Linked DNA regions of Homo sapiens: region 2 is linked to region 1. The links are chromatin loops, found by intact Hi-C in ENCODE. Cell type or tissue: Caco-2. All regions are shown on one strand. Links, peaks and the distances in the headings refer to the core of each region. The heading gives the core; the rest is flanking DNA.

Region 1 (12,076 bases), core at 2,527-10,526:
TCTATCCTGAGCTCATTGTTTTCTTGTGATATCTTGTCATACACAGTCAATTAACAATTAACCCTTACTGTTGGCTGCATTTAATCATGATCATGAACCCAGAGGTACAAGTTTATTAGATACATTATCTCTTTCAAATTATCAAGTCTTTAATTTTGTCCAATGTTTTGTTACTGCAAACATAAATCAATATCTCACTACTGTCTGGGAATTGTTTTCCTACTGCCTTCCATCTGATGACTAAGCCAATGCCACATATTTTCTTTTTTTTTTATTACAAAAGTATCCTACTTTTGCTATAAATGTCTTTTTATTAGTCAGCTGGTCTCTGTGATAGTAACTCATAAATGCTTAAATCTCACTAATGACACATTTAAGTTTGTTTCTTGATTTTATAAAGTCTGTCGTGGACCTAGTAGCTATCTTCCAAGCAGTGACTCAATGATCTGGACAACATGTGCCTTGCTATTTGGAACATACAGTTTCTAGATCAAGGGCAGAGAGTGATGGAGGGTCGCGTACTGGCTGTTAAATGTTTCATCACGGAAATATCACCCAACACTTCTGGTCACCACTGATGATCCATAAGTAGTCATATAATCTGGCTTAACTAAAAGGGTGTTGGAAAATGTGGGAGAGCACATAGATGTATGGGGGAGCACATCTATACATGGAAAGCAGTAAATTTAAAGGCTTACAGGAAAAACAATATTCATAATCATTTTAAAATGTAGTTTAGATACCTCTGTATAGTTAGATTCGTAATTGATAGAAATTTAGGTTGTTTCCAAAGTTCTGCTATTAAAAAATGTTTTGTGAACATTCTTGCTTAAAATTCTTTGTATAATTATTGATGTGTCTCCTTAAGATATATTTTTAGTAACAAAATTCTAGGATAAGAGGCACCTTATTTTCTTATACTACGTGGGATAGATAGTGCTTTGTGCCATCTATAATGCTGGGTATTTTCAATCTTTTCATATTTGCTAATATGAAAGGTAAATAGCAATTTTCTTTTGTTTTTATTTGCATTTCTTTAATTACAAATATAATTAAATGTTTAATTGTGGCCATTTGTCTTTATGATTTCTTTGTTGTTAAATTTCTATGCATTTCCTTTGCCCAAGATTTTGTTCTTAAATGAGAATCTTTGTTGTGTTTTAGAATTGGTTCATACGATGACCCCCTGATACCATAGTGAAATAATTGTGCCTTGTGGCCATAATCTTTTGTTGTTTATATCCCTCTTTTATGTGCAGTTGGAGGCATTAGAATTCTGTCTTAGCTTCACTTTTCTTCCCTTTCCCAGATTCATGAGAAAAAATTGTCCATGGTCTTAAAGACTGGTTGTCCATGGTCTTAAAGACTGGTTGTCCATGGTCTTAAAGACTGGTTGTCCATGGTCTTAAACACTGGTTGTCCATGGTCTTAAAGACTGGTACAGTTGTAATGGATTATGGGATAAAATAACTGTGCCTCATAGGATGTGTAGGAATGGCATGCATTTTTTTTTGGTTTTCAATATTTTTCCAGCCAAGTTTTATGTGTTTTTTAAGGGACATAGTGTCTATTTGCAATATTAGAAAAAAATTAAATGATTTCAACTATTAATATGTATCTTTTGATGACGATGTTTCATTAATATTAAAGGGTCCTTAGAAACCTAAAAATGCATTTAACACGAGAGAACCTATTTTATTTTATTATTATTTGACAAACTAATATCCATATTTAACCCTTACCTATCAAACACATAAAAGTAATATACTTGATATAAAATATTTTATTACTTCTAAAAACTGTATACCTTAGTATAGATAGTTTTTATATTTTCAGATTACAATTTTGCATTCATCAGATTGGTTCATTGAAAGAACCTGGAAGATACACCACACTGCATTGTGAAAGAGGCATTGAAGAGATGATTTGTAGTTTGGCAAGAATATCATATCAGAGTTTTGATACAGAATCCTAGGAACAACAGCGATCAATTTCATTCAACATTATGAGATTTCTTACTCACTGATGAAGTAGATATGACAGAATAATGGCTAATGTTAGATGCCTATCACACACACACAGATTCCCCAGCCATAATTCTGTTTCCGAAAGAACCCACTGTATCTTCCTGACTTAATGGATGGTTCTTTCTGTGCCTTGTAGTTCATTCAGTTTAATACATATGTCTTGCTAAGGATAAAATTTTTTTTCTTTAAGATTTTGTTGTGATTTCACATGCATTTAATTCTATTATTTAAAAACAATATGGATTTCATATTTTTGGCAAAGTCAAAAATGAAATGTGTGGTTCAATGTAGTTTCCCCATACCTATTATATTCTGATTGGTATAAAGGTCAATCTGATTCTAATATAAATCCTCTGAGAAATTGCATTATAGCAATTCAAGTGAGTAGATACAGATTTTCTACGGCTTATTTAGGTACTTCAGTTTCAAATATTATCAAGTAGATAGTGTCATCCATTTATTTTCTTTTACACTAAAAAAATGCCTACATGAGTTTTATGGGTTTTTTTTTCCTTATAGCATACATTTACCTCCCTTATATATTACACTTATTTTTGCCAGACATATTTTTGATGGACTTCTTTGTGTATATAAACACATGTAATGTTATTTTATTATGTATTTTTAACCAAGCATAACAGAAAACCAAGTTGGATAAGTTTATATCTAGGGAAAATGACATTTCCATGTTGTCCATTATAAAACACATATTGATGACCTTTGGGTAATTTGGATAAGTCACTTTCATAAAAATCACATTATTCTAATTCTGTTAGTCTAGAGGAGAAAATAGAAGTTGTGTAGAAGTTTGTGTGTGTGGGAGAGAGAGCGAGAGAGAGATTAGATGATCTTTAAGACCCTTCCAAATGCTAAAATTGCAGAATTTCATGATACTATAGTTTTCAAATACTCAAGTCTTTCCAGTGTTGGACTAAGTCATCTTCCCGTGGGGTCCATATGCAGGTGATCAGTCATAGAAAAGCCTCCTTTTAGACATTGTGAGCATTCTTAGAATCAGAGGCCAGGCCAGAAACTGAGGTTTATTTTATACTTTAACCTGTCTCTTTTCTTTTTCTTTCTTTCTTTCTTTCTTTTTTTTTTTTTTTTTTTTGACAAGAGTTTTGCTATTGTTGTCCAGGCTGGATCTTGGCCCGATCTTGGCTCATGGCAATCTCTGCCTCCCAGGTTCAAGCAATTCTCTTGTCTCAGCCTCCTGAGTAGCTGGGATTACAGGTGTGCTCCAGTACGCCTGGCTGATTTTTGTGTTTTAAGTAGACACAGGGTTTCACCATGTTGGCCAGGCTAGTCTCAAACTCCTGACCTCAGATGATCTACCTACCTCCACCTCCCAAAGTGCTGGGATTACAGGCATGAGCCACCACTCCCAGCCTATCCTGTTTCTTATAAAGTTTCTATCTTAGAAAAGTGGCATAGAGTGAAGACTTGATAACTTTGTATCTAGGGAAAAAATGACATTTCCATGTTGTCCAGTATAAAACACATATTATTATTGTTATATTCTGATGGGCCAAAAAGACATATATGTTTAAGTTCAGATTCATAGGCACAAGGTATTTATTATGTTTCAAACTCCCAAAGGATTTCATGCAATTTGAGAAATACTACCATGAATAAAGGACAAGAGGAATTCTGGAGAAAGGGTGGTGCAAATGCATACCCTTATCTCCCTCCAATATGAATTTTGATCTGTCCACCAGCACAGCTATCAATGCTAGCAGGCAGGTGGGGAATGGCAGATATGTGGGAACAATTGGCTTTTTGGTTTTGATAAGGGATAGGACTAGAGCTCAGGACTCAGTTCTCTTCTAGGCCTAACTAAATCTGGGAATGAAGCTCTGAGGCAAACTTCAGAACTCTGTGGGTCTTGGGGCCTGTGTAGATTCACTGACCCATAAGAGTTAGGGTAGCTCTATCTTGCATAAGTGGTCATGGGAGGAAGACCTGCTAGTCTCCTTAGACCCCAAGGATTTACACAGTAGAGAAACAGTTGGCTTTAACCCATCTTTACTCTGAGACATGCAGACCACTGATTTGCAGCTGAAGAAAGAGAAAAGAGGCTTCTTCCTGGTTTCAGAGAATGACGATTTATGAGCTGTCAGTTTGCCAGCTTCCAGAGGCAGAGAGTAGGAAGTCAAACAAGGAGAAAAAGGAAAGGAAGCAGATTAAGAAGTTTTGTTATTTTTGTCTCCTTAGCTTGCAGATAAGAGGAATACTAAATATACCCAATATCTACAAGGTAAAGCATTGCAGCAGCTTGACCTCAGGGTGACTGGAACCATGTGTATACAAAGAAAAAAAAGCCCACAGAAGAGTTGGCTTTTGTTAAAATGGAAAATATGGAGGAGAAATGAGGAACTTTAACAGAAAATAATTGGACACATAAAGGCATAAGATGGCATAAAAGACTACCTTAGATAAGACTACCTTAGATTCTGAAATACTTATGTGTGACAGGATATAAGGTCTGGGATGTTTTGGAAGATAATCCAATTGGCTTAGAAGGTAGTAGGTTGACACAAAAATGACATCAAATTGGCCATTTGCTGGTAGTTGCTGAAGACAGGTAATGAATGGTACATGGAAAAGGGTGTGTTATTAGGATTCTTTTAATTTATGTACAACTTTGGAATTTTCCATGACAATACATTTATAAATTATCTTGAAAGATGAGGATAGAATAATTACTATTCAGGATCAGTATAATGGCCTGTAAGATCTAACGGAAGAAACAGCCAAGATTTCAGAGCAAAAATACAAAGTCACTGAAATTATAAAGAAAAAGATTAGAGACTTAAGAAAGTGTTAGATAATAGAAATTTAGAAGAAGAATAATCAATAAATGGAGTACTATAATAATTGAAGAAATGAAAAAGGCAGTTTTCTCTGGTTTGCAGAATTATTTTAGTTTGTTAATTGAAAGGGTTTACTAAGTTCCAGGAAGGACTGATGGAAAAAGACACATTTAGGCAAATCGTCCTGAAGTTTCTGATTCAAAAAAAAAAGAGAAAATTTTTATGAGTTCTCAAACAAAAAGTTACACACAAAGAAAAAAATGTAAACTTTCATGGGATTTCTTCTCTTTAATGCTAGAAGAGAAAAGCACAGTGTAAAAACATCTGCTAACTACTGAAAGAAAAGCACTGCAACGCAAGCATCCGTCCCGCACATGGATGAGATAACATTCACCTATCAGGGTAAGAAGATGTAAGAACTGAGAGGGTTGGAGCAAGATGGCCAAACAGAAGTCTCCACTCAACATAACCCCTACAGCAACACCAAATTTAACAAGTCTCTACACATAAAAAGCACCTTCATAAGGACCAAAGAATCGGGTGAGCATGACAGTAGGCAGTTTTAACTTCATATTGCTGAATGATTCACTGAAGAGGGTAGGAAAGACAGTCTTAAATTGCAGATGTCACCCCTCCCCTGTCCCCTCAGGGGTTGCCTGGTATGGAGACAGTCCGTGCACTTGCGGGAGGGAAAGTGAAGAGATTGTGAGACTTTGTGTAGAAACTCAGTGCTGTCCTGCCACTGTGGAAAGCAAAATCAGGCCGAACTCAGCTGACATCCACCCATAGAGGGAGTGCTTATATCAGCCTTAGCCAGCAGGGAATTGCCCATCCTACTGGTCAGAGCTTGAGATTCTCCAAGGCTTGCCACAGAGGCCTACGTGCTTTGGGGTTCTAAATAAACTTGAAAGGTAGTCTAGGCCACAAGGGCTGCAACTCCTAGGCAAGTCCCAGTGCTGTGATGAGCTTAGAGCTACTGGACTTGGGGGACACAACAACCTAGTGAGACATTGGCTGAGTAGGGAAGGCAGTGCTTGTGCCACTGCTCTCCAACCCCAGGAAACATAGCTCACAGCAAGGAAAATGCCTCCTGCCTTCTCCTTGAGAGAAGAGGGAAGAATAAATAGGGCTTGTCTCGCAGCTTGGATACCAGTTCAGCCACAGTAGGACTGGTCACTGGGCAGTCATGACGCTAACCATTCCAGGCTCTAGCTCTTAAATGACATTTCTAGACACACCCTGGGCCAGAAGGGAACTCACTGCCTTGAATAAAAGGACCCATTCCTGTCAGGATGCATCACCTTCTGACTAAAGCATCCTTGGGCTCCGAATAAACAGCAGTGATACCCAGATACTACATTAAGGATTTTGGGTGAGACTCTGAGACTTGCTGGCTTTAGGTGAGACTCATCACATTCCTAGTTGTGGTGGCTACAAAGCAAGACCCCTTCCACTTGAGAAAAGCAGAGGGGAAAGTAAAGGGGACTTTGTTTTGCACCTCAGCCATAGAGAGGTAGAGCACCAAGTGAGCTCTTAGGTTCCCTGATTCGAGGCTTTAGCTCTTGGATGGCATTTCTGAACCTGCCTTGGGCCTGAGGGGAGCCTACTGCACTGAAGGGTGAGTCTCAGGCCTGACAGCATTCACCACAAGCTGACTGAAGAGCCCTTGGGTCTTAAGTGAACAGTGGCAGTAGCTGTGCAGCACTCCCCATGGGTCTGTGGTAGGAGTAAAATGGGGTGAGTCTCCTCTGTGGAAAGGGGAGGAAAGAGTGGGAAGGATTTTGTCTTTTGGTTGGAGTGCCAGGTTAGCCACAGTAGTATGGAGTACCAAGTAGATTTTTATGTGTTTTGACTCTAGTCTCTGGCTCCCAGACCGCACTTCTGGACCCAGGGCCTAGGGAAATGCACCATCCTGAAGGGAAGAACACAAGCATGGCTGGCTTTGCCACCTTCTGATTGTAGAGCGCTAGGACCTTGAGTGAACATAGGTGGTAGCCACAAAGTTATTACAGTGGGCCTTAAGTGAGACCCAGTGCTATGTTTCATGTCTAAGGCAGTGCAGTTCCAGTGCTGGTGGCCACAGGGGTGCTTGGATCACTGCAAAGAGAGAAACTCCATTCATTGGGGAAAAGTAAGAGAACTGAAATCTCTGCCTGGTAATCCAAGGACTTATTCTGGATCTTATCTAAGACCACTAAAGCAGTATATCTTTTAGTCTGCAAGAACCACAGCATTACTAGGCTTGGGGTACCCCCTTAAGAAGATACAACTTAGATCACAAAACTCAAGTTCCTTCAAATACCTAGAAAGTCTTCTCATTAAGGATGGGTACAAACCAGCCCAGGTTGTAAGGACTAAAATAAATACCTGCTCTTTAATGCCCAGGCACTGACAAACATCCACAAACATCAAGACCATCCAGGAAAATATGACCTCTCTAAATGAAATAAATAAGGAATCAGGAAACAATCCTGGAGAAACAGAAATATGTGTGCTTTTAGACAAGAATTCAAAATAGCTGTGTTGAGCAAACTCAAGATAACACAGAGAAGAAATTCAGAATTCTGTTAGATAAATTTAACAAGGAGATTGAAATAATGAAGAATCAAGCAGAAATTCTGGCATTTAAAAATGCAATTGACATATGTAAGAATGGATGAGAGTCTCTTAATTCAGAATTTATCAAGCAGAAAGAATTAGTGAGCTTGAAGACAAACTATTTGAAAATACAGTCAGAGAACACAAAGAAATAGAAAAGAATGAAGCACACCTACGAGATCTAGGAAATCGCCTCAAAAGGACAAATCTAAGAGCAATTGGTTTAAAGTGGAAATAGAGAAAAAGATAAGGGGAGAAATCTCATTCAAAGGGATAATCACAGAGGACTTCCCAAACCTGAGGAAATATATTGATATTCAAGTAGAAAAGGTTATAGAACACCAAACAGATTTAACCCACAAAAGACTACATCAAAGCATTTAATTATCAAACTTTCAAAGATCAATGAAAAATAAATGCTTCTAAAAGTGGCAAGAGAAAAGCAACCAATATCATACAATAGAGCTATAGTACGTCTGGCAGCAGACTTTGCAGTGGAAATCTTACAGGCTAGGTGAGAGTGGCATGACATGTTTAAAGTACTGAAGGAAAAAACTTTTACCCTAGAAGAGTATATCCAGTGAAAATATCATTTAAACATGAAGGAGAAATAAAGACTTTCCAGAGAAACAAAAGCTAAGAAATTTCCTCAACCAGATCTGTCCTACGAGAAATGCTTTAAAGGAAGTTCTTCAGTCACAAAGAAGAGGACATTAATGAGCAATAAATCAGCTGAAGATACAAAACTCACTGGTAATAGTAAGTACACAGAAAAACACAGAACATTATAACACTGTAATTGTGGTGTGTAAACTACTTTTATTATAAGTAGAAACACTAAAAGATTAACTGATGATAATAGATACAGCTTTTCAAGACATACACAGAACAAGATATAAACAGAAATGATAAAATGTTAAAAAGGGGACAAAGCTAAAGTGTTGAGTTTCTATTACTTTTTTCTTGTTTCTTTGTTTATGCAATCAGTGTCAAATCATCATGAGTTTAAAATAGTGGGCTAAAAGATAGCATTTGCAAGTCTCATGGTAACCTCAAATCAAAAAATGTACAATGGATACACAAAATATAAAAAGCAAGAAATTATACCACCAGAGAAAATTACCATCACTAAAAAAACAAAAAACAAAAGACAGGAAAAAGGAAAGCAGGAAGAGAAGACCACAAACCTACCAGAAAACGATAAACAAAATAACAGGAATAAGTACTTACTTATCAATAATAACATGAAATGCAAATTGACTAAAATCTTCAATAAAAAGAGTAGCTGAATGGATTAAAAAACCACACCTAATGATCTGTTGCCTACAAGAAGCATACTTCATGTATAAAGACACACATAGACTGAAAATAATGGCATGGAAAAAGATATATCATGGTAGTGGGAACTAAAAAAAAAAAAAAAGCAGGATTCACTATACTTATATCAAACAAAATAGATTTCAAGACAAAAACTATAATTAGAGACAAAGAAGATCACTATATAATGATAAAGGAATCAATTCAGCAAGAAGATATAATAATTTTAAATATATTTATGCATCCAACACTGGAGCACACTGATATATAAAGCAAATATTATTAAAGAGAGAGATAGACTACAGTACAATAGTAGCTAGAGACTTCAGCACTTCATTTTCACCATTGGACAGATCTTCCAGAGAGAAAATGAACAAAGAAACATCAGACTTAATCTGCGCTGTAGACCAAATGCACCTAATAGATAGTTACAGAACATTTTTTCCGATAGCTTCAGAATACATATTCTTCTCCTTAGCACATGGATCATTCTCAAGCATAGACCATATGTTAAAGCAAAAAACAAGCCTTAAAAGGTCCCCAAAATTGATGTAATATCAAGCGCCTTCTCTGACCACAATGGAATAAAACTACAAATTAATAAGAAGAGGAATTTTGGAAACTATACAAATACATTGAAGTTAAACAATATGCTCCTGAATGAATAGTGAGTGAATGGAGAAATTAAGAAGTAAATTGAAAAATTTCTTGAAACAAATAATAATGGAAACACAACATATCAAAACCTATGAGATACAGTGAATGCAGTACTAAGAGGGAAGTTTATAGGTATAAGGGGCTACATCAAAGAAGAAGAAAATTTTGAAATAAATAACTTAAGGATGCCTCTTAAAGAACTAGAAAACAAGAGCAAACCAAACCCAAAATTAGTAGAAGAAAGGAAATAATAAATATTAGAGCAAAATTAGATGAAACTGAAAAGAAAACAATACAAAAGATCCACAAAATGAAAGTTGGTTTTTAGAAAAGATAGACAAAATTGACAACATTTAGCCAGACTAAGAAAAAAAAAAGAGAAGACCCAAATCAATAAAATCAGATATGAAAAAGGAGACATCAAAACTGATACCACAGAAATTCACATGATCAGTACTGGCTTTTATGAGCAACTATATGCCCATAAATTGGAAAATCTAGAAGAAATGAATGAATTCATAGACACGTAAAACCTACCATTATTGAACCGTGAAGAACTCCAAAACCTGGATAGACTAAAAACAAGCACCAAAATTGAAGCCATAATTAAAAGCCTCCAAGAAAGAAAAGCCTGGAACCCAATGGCTTCACTGCTAAATTCTATGAAACATTTGAAGAAAAACTAATATCAAATACTACTCAAACTATTCCAAAAAATAGAGGAGGAAGGAATACTTCCAAATGCATTCTACAAATCCAGTGTTATCTCGATACCAAAGCCAGAGAATGACACATTAAAAAAAAGAAAACTCCAGGCAAAAATCCCTGATTGTTATTGATGGAAAAATTCTCAACAAAATACTAGCAAGCCAAATTCACAGCAAAATGAAACTAGACCCCCATCTCTGGCCACATACAAAAATCAAGTTAAAATGGATTAAAGACTTAAATCTAAGACCTCAAACTATGAAACTACTAGCAGAAAACCTTGGAGAAACTCTCCAGGACATTGGATTGGAAAAGATTTCTTTAGTAAATAAATACCCCACAAGCATACGCAACCAAGGCAAAGATGAACAAATGAGATCACATAAAGTTAAAAAGTTCCTGCACAGTGGCCAGGCATGGTGGCGCATGCCTGTAATCCCAGCACTTTGGGAGGCTGCGGTGGGTGGATCACGAGGTCAGGAGATCGAGACCATCCTGGCTAACACGGTGAAACGCCGTCGCTACTAAAAATACAAAAAATTAGCGGGGCGTGGTGGCAGGTGCCTGTATTCCCAGCTACTCGGAAGGCTGAGGCAGCAGAATGGCGTGAACCTGGGAGGCGGAGCTTGCAGTAAGCCCAGATGGTGCCACTGCACTCCAGCCTGGGCGACAGAGAGAGACTCCATCTCAAAAAAAAAAAAAAAAAAAGTTTCTGCACAGCAAAGGATACAATCAATAAAGTGGTACAACAACTCACAAATGGGAGAAAACATTTGCAAACTGTCCATCTGACAAGGGATTAATAACCAGAATATATAAGGAGCTCAAAGAACTTTGTAAGAAATAATCTAATAATCTTATTTAAAATGGGTAAATAATATAAATAGATGTTTCTCAGAAGAAGATATAGAAATGGCAAACAGGTATATGAAAAGGTGCTCAACATCGTTGATCATCAGAGAAATGCAAATCAAAACTACAATGAGATATCATGTCACCCCGGTTTAAATGGCTTTTATCCAAACACCAAGCAGTAACAAATGCTGGAAAGGATGTGGAGAGCAGGGAACCCTGTACACCGTTGGCAGGAATATAAACTAGTACAACCACTATGGAGAACAGTTTGAATCTTCCTCGAAAAAGTAAAAATAGAGTTACTATATGATGTGACAATGACACTGCTGGGTATATACTCAAAGGAAATCAGTATATCAAAGAGATACGTGTACGGCCATGTTTTTTGCAGCATTATTAACAACAGCAAAGATTTGGAAGCAATCTTAATGTCCATCACAAAATGAATGGATAAAGAAAATGTGGAACATATACATAATAGAATACTATTCAGCCATAAAAAAAGAATGAGATCCTATCCTATGCAATAATATGGATGGAACTGGAGATCATTATGTTAAGTGAAATAAGCCAGGTATGGAAATACAAACTTCACATTCTCATTCACTTGTGGGTCCTAAAAATTAAGACCATTGAACTCATGAAGATAAAGAGTAGAAGGAGGGTTATCAGAGGCTGGGAAGGGCAACATGGGAATTTGGGGGAGAGTGGAAAAGGTTAACGGGTACAAAAAAAAATAGAATAAGACCTAGTATTTGATAGAAAAAAAGGGTATCTATAGTCAATAATAATTTAATTGCACACTTAAAAATAACTAAAATAGTATAATTGGATTGTTTGTAACATGAAGGATAAATGCTTGAGGTGATGGATACCCCATTTACTTTGAAGTGGTCATTATGCATTACAGGCCTGTATCAAACGATCTCAACCCATAAATATGTACACCTACTATGTACATGCAAAAATTAAAAGTAACAACATTTTTCTAAAAATTGAAAAAAAAAAAACCCTCAGAGAATATAAGGCCAACATAAACCATATGAAGAAAATATTTGAGCAAGGATTCCAAGCAAACGAATACATGAATCACATCAGAGG
Region 2 (12,076 bases), core at 2,718-10,717, 110 kb after region 1:
AGGTAAATACGCTTTTTTATATAGGCAAATAATGTTTTTGTATAAATTTTTATGTTAATTTGGCTAAAAGTTGGACTGTGTTCAATGTTTCCTATATAGCTGTAAGCACCAGAGGTTAAGATCTCTCCAGTGTTTTTGTTTTTATTCTTCTATTGTTTCTGCATCTCCCCAGCAACTCCTTAAATGAAGTTTGCACCTGGCAGTTCTTTCAGTTATAATTACTTGCTGTCGTACAAGGGCTTTTCTGATGTGGTGGTAATATGAGAAAGGGAGGGAAAGAGTTCTATAATCCTATGTTTTATTCTCAGTCTCTTAGTGGTCAGTTCCTAGGTTGTGACCTTTGCAAGTGTTTCTTAACTTTTATCCCCATTCCCTCTTACCCCGCACCCTCCACCACTTACTTAGGTGAAACAGGAAGGCTAGGAGTTGGAGTGGGTAACTTCCCTTCTCCCATGTTGAATATGGCTCTAGTAATGTGTTTTCCCATGATGAGTAGGTCTTTGTTACAGAGAACACTGGGTATATTTCAAAATGATTACTTTTCCCCTACCCCTGCAAGAATGACATGAGGATTTTCATTGGCTTTTTACTGTGAGAATCTGATGAGTTTCCCAAGGAAAAGTCCCTCAAAGATTAGGGGTCTGTATGTGACTGATTCCCTGTAAACTTTCATGCTCTCTTCATCATCCACATTTATCCTCCAGCAGTTTATCATAGTTGTTACTTAAGTGTTCCTACTAGTTTATGGCTCCAGCAGTTTCTGCATATAGTAAGCTGATCTCAGCAGTGATTCTCTGTATTCACCTGTTTTTCAGATTTCATGGAGGCAGTTTTCCCTGAAACCTCAATTCTTAGAAGGACCCAATAAATGCCATTGATTTTTTTAGTCTGTTCAGATTTTTTTTCTCTTTGTAAGTACGAAAAAGATGACTTTCAGTTTGTTTACATGTTGGAGTGGAAACTGAATTTTCTATGCTGACTTATGGTTTTAAGGCTCCAGTTGCATTAGTTAGTTCACCCTAACTCAGCAAGAAGCATTATCCCAAGTCCAATTCCTAAAATGCCTACAGAATTTCTGGCATGCCAAGGCAGGTGTTAATAAAGTCATATAGATTGCTGCCATTGGACCTTTACAAGATTTGTCAGTTTGAGAAAATAGTGTGCATGCACCACAAAATATTGTATGTTTCATCAAAACATCAACCAGATAGATGTATATTTATGAAAACAGGATATTTAAGCAAACAGAAGAAGCAGTTACAAGTGGATCATAATTCCAAAACACCCTATTTCCATGAGAATGTAATAAAAAAAATCTCTATCTGAGTTGCCATAAAACTTCCAATAAATGTTGTTCGTATCTCCAGAGAGGAGTTATTAATAATATCACCTTCTTTGAGGATTGCTTGGTAACATTTACACTTTCCTTAAGTTCCATTCTTCTCTACATATGACGTATGAAAAGGAGAAGCTCAAGCTCTGATATATTGAGCAGGCTGCAGCAATCTGCTTCCTATCATCAGCAGGCTACTGTCTTGGCAACATATCATTGTAATTTATGACTTGATTAAGAACAGAAACTCTGCTCTTCAACATTCACCACCCTGTATGATTCAATGGTAATATCTCTCTAGGTCATCTGTAAAAATAATCCTAATGAAAAATATAGCTTATGTAAAATATTAGCCTAATGATTGCTATAGTTGGCTACCAGTGAGTTGAGTTAGTGAAATTATGCACTCATTAATTTTCCCCAAATATTTCAGATGATTTTTTTTTTTTGGCAAATACATTAATTAGAAAAAGTCCAGATCACTTTCTCTGAGGAAAACAGATCTGGTATTCTTCTTCTTTCCAGCTTGGCCATTAGTTGGTGCTGGATCTGAGAGATAGCTAAGAGTATTATTTTCTTGCTCTGGGACATTCTCATAGAAATAGTGTGGTACTGTTGTGTTTTAAAATTATGATCCACTTACAAGTGTTTCTTCTGTTTGCTGCAATATCCTGTTTCCATTTGATATGCACTAATTCTGCAATGGTTGGGTTGCCTGGCTTAATATAATATTTAACCATAGGGCTTTACAGTTTCAGAAAACTATAACACCTTCACTCACTATTGGGCCAATATTAAATCTGATGATCTAAATATTACATATTACTTATGGGAATAAACTGAATTCACAATTAGTCTTAATTTGGTGAAGAGAGTAAAGTTATAACGCATTGTAAGGTACTTTATGAAAATTTGCTGTCAAATTTTATGTTATTAGTATTGTATCTTGACCGTTTATATCATCTTCCTTGGGCACACTGTAACAGGAAAAGCCAAGCAAAAATTAGTGAATTTTGGAAGTAAAGTTGTGCAGTTACATTTTCCCCAGTTTCCTCATTCTCTTTACCTAATTTTAGAAATCTTAGTGGAGTCCCTACCTTACTTTCTTTTATATTCAACCTAATGACTCAGTTATTTAAACAATGAAGCCAAACCTTTAAATCTTTTCTACCACCAGATTTCATTCATAACTGGTTTTACAATTTCCCATTTTAATTTTCAGTGAAACCACTGCTCTGTGGATGAAACTGAATGTGATATGTTTGTGTAATGTTTCCTTGCCCAATTTTGTACATTGGTAGTAATAAATTATACATTGTCATCAACATTAATACATACCACTGGACAATATTCTCTGAGATTGTTTCTGTTTTGTAACCAAAGTGTAGAGTAGTGGCAATCCTTGCTAACTCCAATTTGCAGCCCACTTGAACCTGCTAGTAGAGGACCAATATAATTCACTTGCCAGTTATGCCATCCCCCTTGATCATGAGAAATTTGTTCCATAGTCATTTTTAAGTGATTTCTTCCCCATTGACACTGAGTGAAGTTGTTTGTCACGTTAGTTATATCCTCTCTTTTCCTACTGGTGCATAGCTATGCACTCATATGCTTACTTCTTTCATGAATTTAGCTAGCTCTGGGGATCTAACTATTATAGCATCTACCATAGTCAGCAGTGAAGGCATTGAGTTAGGTAAGTCCCTCTGATAACCATAAAGGTAGTTTAGGGTCACCTGCACTCATGCTATTCTTACTACTTTGGAAAGAGTTCTCCATTGCTGAATTGATGATAGAGTAGGTCTTAACTTTTTCAGGTTGGTCTGCAAAACTACTGACTTCACCCACTGCAGCAAGTTAATTGTCACACTGTCAAAAGCATCAGCTGACAGAAGTTTGTTGCCACTTGATGCTTGATGTTTAATTATTAATTCATATGATTTATCCTACTTATGAGTCTTTAGGATCTGTGATATTTCTTCAGATCATTAATTCTAAGTACTTGTGCCAATAATTGTTAACCAAGTTTCTGCTGATATTCCTTTATAAAGTAACCTAACATTTTTCAGTATACTTTTGGGATTTTGTGGTCATTGGGCTGGGGATCCTGCCACCTGCATTGTTTTCTGATTGATTAATGGTCTTAATTTACCTTGTGAGTGAAGGTAACATCTTTCCAACTGGCCACTGAAGCACGAGACAACTTTCTAGGAACAGGAAAAACTGCCTTTAATGCTATTTTGCCCACTACTGCAGCTTCAGATTTTTGAGGTCTGGCTTTTACCTGAGTAACTAGCAAAAGGCAGGGAATAGAAATTTCCACTAATTTCTCTTCTACCTAATACTCTCTGAATATCTGAAAAGCCACTTTCGTGTTTCTGTCTTAATTTCCCCAAAATTCTATTGGAAAGGTTTGTCCAAATATTTTGCCTCAAAGGATATTTTTACTTTAAACAAAGAATAGCTAGTATACCTAGGATCAAATCCTCATTTTTTTTAATCCCTTCTTTCTTTTTTTTTCCATTAATGCCTGGCCATTATGATCCTTGAGACTGAAAGAAACTTCTGTTTACTGTGCCAGTAGGAGTTAATACAAAAAGTGGACTGTTGAATCATATCCACATAGATCAGAGATTTTATCTGGTATTAAACTGTTTTAATCATTTCAAGGATACAAGTACTTGCAGAAAAGAGAAGAGAGACATCCAGAATGCTAATGCTGTTCTTCAGATTCATGGTGCATTAGGATACATTCTGGGTCAGATTTAGTCCTTGAAGTCTCTAAGTTATGCATGAAGGGTGCCACTTACACAAAAGGAAATTAATTTGGTCATTAAACATCTTCATTTTGTTCACTAGTAATTACATAACTTAAGTAACATTATTACAAGAAGTCATCTCCCATCAATCCACACACTTCGGGATTGTTTTCTCTAAGCAAGCCTAGTATATTCCAGGTACATCCTGCTAAATGCATTCTACAGATAAGGACTCTCATACTCCGCTTTTCAGGAGATAATCTTATTAGCAGGTTTGCAAGGGGATTTGACCAGGTCATCTTTCTTTGCTTTAATATCTTGTGAAAAAGAAAAAAGATCCTTTCATTCTCAAGCTGAAACCTAAACATCTCCTATCACCAAGCACCCTTCACTATTTCTGTTATGCTCTTAACTTGGTAGCAGCTTCTCTCTGACAGGCTTTGTGGAGTCTTGTGTTTAATATTTGCAGACAAGTCCTCAGCCAATAATATGTGTGCAATCCTAACATAGATGTATGCCCTTCACTTCCACCCTTAGGGATCCTCCTCTCAAGACTCTGCCCCCAAATTGCAGTCACTTCTGCAGTCCAGACTCCAATTTGTGCCTCTAAGTTCAGTGGGACTACTGTGTTCTGCTTGGCTTCTACCTCACTGTGCTTCTGTGCTGCTCTTCTCAGGGATCAGTCCTGTGGTTCCTGTTGTCCAGTGATTGAAAACTGTCATCTCACAGTTTGTCCAGTTTTATTTTTGTGTATGTGGCAGGAGAGCATGTCCAGTCTTAGTCTATGATTCCGTCAAAGGCAGAAATGGAAGTCCTCATTTTTATCTTATTTTAGAGTTCAGGAGATTTAATTTTTAATGCCCATCTGTCTGCCATAGGCTTTTCTATTCATATTTTGGTTGGGTGAATTTGATCCCTGTTAGGTTTTTCTAGAAGTTAATAGGGATGATGTTTCCTGAGTCTTTGTACATTCAAAAATCATTTATTGTTGGTTGTGTTATATGACTGACAATTTGGTTTAGTGTAATTATTTTTAGTCATAAACGTATGACTTTTCATAAAAGTATGAAAACTAATGAAAGACTCTTTAAGTACTTCATGAATTTTGCTCCATTTTCTTCCTCATTGAATATTTCAGTAGTGAGTCTTGAGGCTAGCAAGACTTCAAATACCTTACTTTTTGCCTTACTGCCCAAAAGATTATTGTTTTTAAAGTCCATATAATTTTCTATGCATACCCTGGAATGGAGTTGGTTGGGCTACATTTTTTTTTTCTGAGACATAGATTATTCTTTTTATTCTATAGATTAATCTTTTCTTTTATATCTGGGACATTTTCTTTAATTGAAACTGTGAGTTTTATCATTAATATGGTAATATCACAGTAATGATTATGAGTACATTGGCTTTTCTTTCTGCTATATCTAACTATTCTTCACATCTTTCCAAATTATTTATATGAATTTAATTATTTTCTTTTCTCTTATTTCTAACTACTGTTTATCTTACTTCAGTTTTCAGCTCTGTTAATTCTCTTTAATGCTCCTCTCGATTGAACTTTCATTGATACGGTGGTTCTACTTTTTCTTCTACTTCTTTATTGAGCTGTCAGTTCATGTATTAATCATCTATTTAATGAATACTTATTGAGGACATACTTTGTGCCAGGCACCTACTAGGCCTTGATATTACATAAACATCATTTAGGCAAATCCCTGCTCTCATGGAGCTGATATTATAATGGGGAGAGAACATCATTAAATTAAATGTTATTGGAAAAAAACAATGTAATGAGAGAGAGTGCTGTGAGGGTATTTTATGAATTAAGAAGTGTGATGGTTAATGCTGAGTGTCAACTTGATTGGATTGAAGGATACAAAGTATTGATCCTGAGTGCATCTGTGAGGGTGTTGCCAAAGGAGATTAACATTTGAGTCAGTGGGCTGGGAAAGGCAGACCCACCCTTAATCTTAGTGGGCACCATCTAATCAGCTGCCAGCATGGCCAGTATATAAAGCAGGCAGAAAAATGTGAAAAGACTAGACTGGCTTAGCCTCCCAGCCTACATCTTTCTCCCATGCTGGATGTTTCCTGCCATCAAACATCACACTCCAGCTTCTTCAGCTTTGGGACTCGTACTGGCTTCCTTGCTCCTCAGCTTGCAGACAGCCTGTTGTGGGACCTCACCTTATGATCATGTGAGTCAGTACTGCTAAATAAACTCCCCTTTACATATACATCTATCCTATTAGTTCTATCCCTCTAGAGAACCCTAATACCAAAAACATCAGAGCACCCTATTGATAAGATGATATTTGAGCATTTCATCTCCTGATTTTCATATTGCCTTCTTTTCACTGAGAACTCATATCCCTGCTTTGTCCTCTGGTTTTTGTTAGAAAATGTGATTTTGTTGAATTTAAAATATATAACTTGTGGGATAATTGGCATTATTTTTGTGTTCAGCATGGCAGCAACTTTTTTTTTTTTGAGATGGAGTTTCACTCTTGTCGCACAGGCTGGGGTACAATGGCGTAATCTCGACTCACTGTAACCTCCGATTCCCCAGTTCAAGCAATTCTCTTGCCTCAGCCTCCTGAGTAGCTGGAACTACAGGTGTGCGCCACTATACCCAGCTAATTTTTTGCACTTTTAGTAGTGATGGCGTTTCACCATGTTGGCCAGACTGGTCTTGAACTCCTGACCTCAGGTGATCCATCTGCCTCGGCCTCCCAGAAGTGCTGGGGTTACAGTCGTGACCACTGCGCCCGCATGGCAACATGTTCTGATTGGTCATTTGATATCCTGTTCCCATCCTTTTTGCATACAATCTTTCATAGAGATCCTGTGCTTATACTGGTTACTCATATTTAAATCGTGAGTATTTGATGGAGAAGGGGGTCTCAGGCTGTGTTCCAGTCTATTATGAGGGTTTTTTTGACATATTAATATTTTGTTTGAGATTTATTTTCAGCATTTATTTCTCTTTGGCCAATCGGTTTAGTGTTGGAAACAGTTTGACATTCTCTCTTCTGACCCCTTGTGGGAGAGCTTTTTCCTGCAATCTATGCTAAGTCTGTTGCTGGATCAGCCTGTCACTTTGCTTCAAAGAGCCAAGTAATTCCAGAGACTTTCCTGTCCCCAACTTATGGTTATTTCTGCTATGATAGACAGAGGGATTTTATTTTGCACTTTGGTTTGTACTCGACTTTGGAAAGGTATTATTTCCTCTTTTTTTTTTTTTTTTTTTTTTTTTGAGACAGAGTCTCGCTTTGTCGTCCAGGCTGGAGTGCAGTGGCGCGATCTCTGCTCACTGCAAGCTCTGCCTTCCGGGTTCACGCCATTCTCCTGCCTCAGCCTCCCCAGTAGCTGAGACTGCAGGCGCCCGCCACCACGCCCGGCTAATTTTTTGTATTTTTAGTAGAGACGGGGTTTCACCGTGTTAGCCAGGATGGTCTCGATCACCTGACCTCGTGATCCGCCCGCCTCGGCCTCCCAAAGTGCTGGGATTGCAGGCTTGACCCACCACCCCTGGCCTCCTAAATCTTTCTGATGTCTGCAAGTGTTAATTCTTTCTCTGCTTTTGTTTCACATTCATGTACTGTCTCCACTGCAGTTGACTCCCTTTGCATATACATTGTGCTTCAGAGTTTGATCTCCCGATTTCCTTGACACTGGGGGGTCTGCATTTTTATTTTTTTCCTTGCCTCTGGTTGAATTGTGGAAAAATAAGTGGATACTTACTTCGTCTTTATTGTGGCTTCTTCAAACAGAATGTCTGCACTAGCAGCATTCATTTTACAGAATTATTATTATTTTTTAATTCTGGACACCTGTGGTATTAAACTTTTCTCATTCAAACAAAAATTAAAAGGAAAAGCAATAAAACATCAAAACAAATCAGGTCTAAGGAACATGAGCTGTAACATCACTTGATCCATCCTGAAACAAGGGTTTCGATGAGAAGCACATGTGATGAAGGAAGAACTAGACAACTTTCAGAATTGGAGTCTGGCAAGTGAATTAATATGAACAGAAATATTGTTTTCTTAAAACAATTTAGTTGCCCACAGGAGCTTGAACAAAGAACACATATCAGAAGTCAAGCTGAATTAACAGGTTTTGTTCTGGTGGAAGTCAACAAGGTGAGACTTCATGGGACTAGTGGTCTTCTTAGAAATATATTAATCAAATATCTTATTTGAAGAATTAATTTTTATAACTAATTTAAAATAATTTTTAAAACTAGTGGTGCCAAGTGTTTGGCTTCTATCAAGTCAATAGGAATTGAAGAGAGTACTTAGATAAATAAATCTTTATTGTGAAATTATTTATTTGTTGCAAAATTAAAGGTAAAAGCCATAATTTTTACTCACAGGATTTTATTTGAAATCATACAAGATATGATAAAATTATATTGGATTTAATTATAAATGTCATACAGGATTAATTGATACATATTATTCCACAATCTTAAGTCACGTTAACTCTATAAAGTGATTTAATAGAAAAACTCAGAAAGTTCACACACAAAAAAAACAAATATTATAGATGTTGAGCACTGGCGGTAATTTTTTAAAGCAACAATTAGTAGTTAGCTTCTGGAAGAAAACGGATAACAAAGTTTTTCTAAGATTGATCATGTACTTCATATAAAATAAAATGAAAGCTGAAAGCTCATGGCAAAAACTTTTCACTAAATACGTTTTAGATCTGATTTTAGAACTTGCACTCCTGTGAGAGATTTTGCGTGTGTGTGTGTGTGATACTCTTAAACTCAGAGCTGTTTCACTAAATAATCTTCCTGTAAAACTTTTTAAATGGTGCATCACTCATCTTCTTAGATACACTCAACAAATGAGCAACTTGTATGCTTCAGGTGAGGCTTTTAAATGCTTCAAAACATTTTATAAACCTAGTAGGACTGGTAGCCAGGGAAAACAAGAGATATTTTGGTATTAGGAGAGTTGTCAGGAGAGTGATTCAATTGTTTACTGTTTCATCTTAAAGAGAAAAAGACTGGCTGCCTCAGGACTGGCTGATAAATAACAATCCCTTAAATAGAAGATCATAAAGATCAGGTTATTCTTTATTGTTCTCATAGGAGCCTTGCCTGACTACCTCAGTCCAAAGGCAAGCCATGCTTTGAAAGGGAAGGCAATGAAGGCTGCATGCAATTTGTGCTTATGAAGGTGATAACATTGTTGGAGTGTTATCTAATGCTTTAATTTTAAAACTGTATGTTTTAAAATATCTTGTTTCTCAAATAAATGTCACACTTAAAAAGCCTTAGAACCTACTATTTGCTAACGGATCTACTCAATTTTCTGCATCTCTTGCTGATCAATTTGATATGGAGTTCTGTGATATGGATCAGGGAATAATTGTTCTGCCACCAAAAATGAGTTTGGGTTGCTCAGGCAGTCATTCAAAGTACCACGAAGTGGGTGGCTTCAACAACATAAATTTATTTTATCACATTTTTGAAAACTAGAAGTTTAAGATCAAGTTGTCAGCAAAGTTGATTTTTTTCTGAGGGATCTCACTTTGGCTTGTTAGATGGCTGTCTTTACATCATCTCTCTATGTGTGTGAGCATCCTAATCTCCTCTTCTTATGAGGATATCAGCCATGTTGGATGAGGGCTTCACACATGACCACATTTTACCTTAATTATTTCTTTAAAGGACTGCAGGTTAGGACTTCAACATATGAATTTTGGGTGCCCACATTTCAGTCCGTGAAACATTCAATTTTAATTTCATTGTGCTCAATAGTTCTTAATTTCACTCCAGTTCTGTGTTTAAAATTAGGTGAGATCACTGCATCAATGTCTTCTAATGGATAGTAAATGATTTTGTCATTGATTGCTGTATTGGTCAGGGTTCTCCAGAGAAATAGAACCAATGGCGGGTGTGTGTGTGCGTGTGTGTGTTTGTGTGTGTGTGTGGTGTGTACAGAGAAGAAGAGAGAGAGATTTATTTTCAGGAATTCGCTCATGAGACTATGGAGGCTGGCAGGTCCAAAATCTGCAGAGTGAGCTGGCAGCATGGATATCCAGGAGGAGGTGATGTTGCAGTTCAAGTATGAAGGCCATCTGCTGTAGAAATGTTAGGAGAGGTCAGTCTTTTTCTTCTATTCAGGCCTTCAAATGATTGGATGAGGCTCACCTGCATCTGGAGGGCAATCTGCTCTACTCAATTTCACCGATTTAAATGTTAATCTCCTTAGAAAACACCCTTATAGAAATATCCAGAATAATATTTGACCAAGTATCTGGGCACTGTGGCCCTGCCAAGGTAACACATAAAATTAACCATCATAAATGTGACTTAGAATAGATGCTTGTATAGACTAATCCACCACACTGTGGCAAGTACTGTGCTAAGCAGGTAAGATAGCTAATTAAATGTTTCACCAACAGGAATACTAGACCCTTGAAATCATAGTATAAGCATGCTCAACTTCTTGTGATATCAATTTTCCACAAATACTTATAAGAATAAATATCACCTTAATATTAAAATAAACATGGTTATATAATAGAGTGTGCCACAATATACATAAGCATTTTATTATGCTTTTAAAGTTATGACACTGGTTGAGTCTTATAGTAATGTTTTAAACATCACAACTCAATACCACATTACAATGTTGATACATTACAACTCTTAATAGTTTTGCTTCTTTCCTATTCTCTAGCATCTTAAATCTCCAAGGGGTTGAAAATTCAAAAAAGCTTCTTGTCCATCCCACTATGTTTCCACGATGTACATCTCTACCAATACTCTCTTTCATACCATTCAAAGTTGTGTATGATATGTGTCCTGTAACATTTTTATCCTTCATTGTGCAGCCCTCCATGTGAGGGTGTGGCATAATATTTCTTCTGTTTTGATTACTTTTCAAGTAAAATACTCTTCATCGATTCTGCTATTTTATTCCTCATAGAAGAGGATAATCATAAAGTGAGAAAAAGCGGACAGAAAAGCGGAGAGGCCCCACATGTTAAGGTTTTCTTCTTCAATATTGATGGAAAACGTAAAACCTCAAAAACATTTTTGAGTTTTGAAATAATTTTTTAACTCTCCTTTCAGAAGTCCATGTGCATTTACACTCTTGTGAGTTAGGAGGACTGTAGCATAAAAGTTGAGAACCTCAGACAATTCTTCACAAGCATCAATAGATGAAATCACCACATATTCTCATTTTACATAGGAGAACACTGAGATTCCAAAAAGTTTTAAATGTATCCAAGCCTATGTCATTGAAAATATATCTGAAAGTTGAACCCAAATCTATCAGAGACTTCAGCCCATGTTTTTGTTTTGTTTGTTTTATTTTCCCAAACCACACTGCATATAAGGAGAGGCAACAGGGAATTAAGGAGAAAAAAATAAACCTTGGTCTCATCTTATTTTTTTTATTTTTCCAAAAAAATTATTGTTTCTGATTGTTTCTGTTTTTAGTTGAGTGAAAGAGTGAAAGTGTATGTGTGTCTCTCTCTCTGTGTGTGTGTGTGTGTGTGTGTGTATGTAGCAAGAGAAGCGAGATGGAGAATAAAAGAAATAGAAAATTCCACTGTGATGCCTCGGTAGTTTCACTGTAATAAATGTATGTATTGGGGATGTCAAGAAAAAGAATCAAACCATTTTCTAAACTGAGAGGCAATAAAATTATAATGAGAGTGCATAATGGAGGGAATATTTTTATAAACAAATGGGGAATAATTAAAAATAAATTTTATTAGAAACTAGAAGTATTACTTAATTTTTTGTTGCCTTGAGTGGTATTTTATAAATTCAAGCCATATAATTAATTCAATAACAATTTTTTAGTGTATTTAAAACAACAATTCAATGCTTTCTATTCTGTCACTAAATCTGTTCAGCTGAATATTCTAAATTACAGAAAGCAAGGCCTATGTGAGGTTCAGAAGACTAAGAATATTTAAGATGAAAAAAGAAAAAGATTTATCTAATGTT

Evidence for each region. Peaks named below come from ENCODE experiments on the same cell type or tissue, not always from the same donor. Only the 100,000 strongest peaks of a DNase experiment are listed, where the experiment ranks them.
Region 2: a loop joins it to region 1, with 14 times the contacts of the local background. A loop is called at or near these places in 3 of 110 quality-filtered maps.

Annotation. Positions count from the first base shown.
Region 1 is chr7:110,198,289-110,210,364 of GRCh38, reverse strand. No RefSeq gene overlaps it. Among named protein-coding and RNA genes, the nearest start is that of LRRN3, 890 kb to the left of the region's middle. In Caco-2, for the core only: no CTCF peak of the experiment used is centred there; a DNase peak (open chromatin) is centred at 5,624.
Region 2 is chr7:110,085,371-110,097,446 of GRCh38, reverse strand. No RefSeq gene overlaps it. Among named protein-coding and RNA genes, the nearest start is that of LRRN3, 1.0 Mb to the left of the region's middle. In Caco-2, for the core only: a CTCF peak has its summit at 7,142 (motif pointing left); no DNase peak of the experiment used is centred there.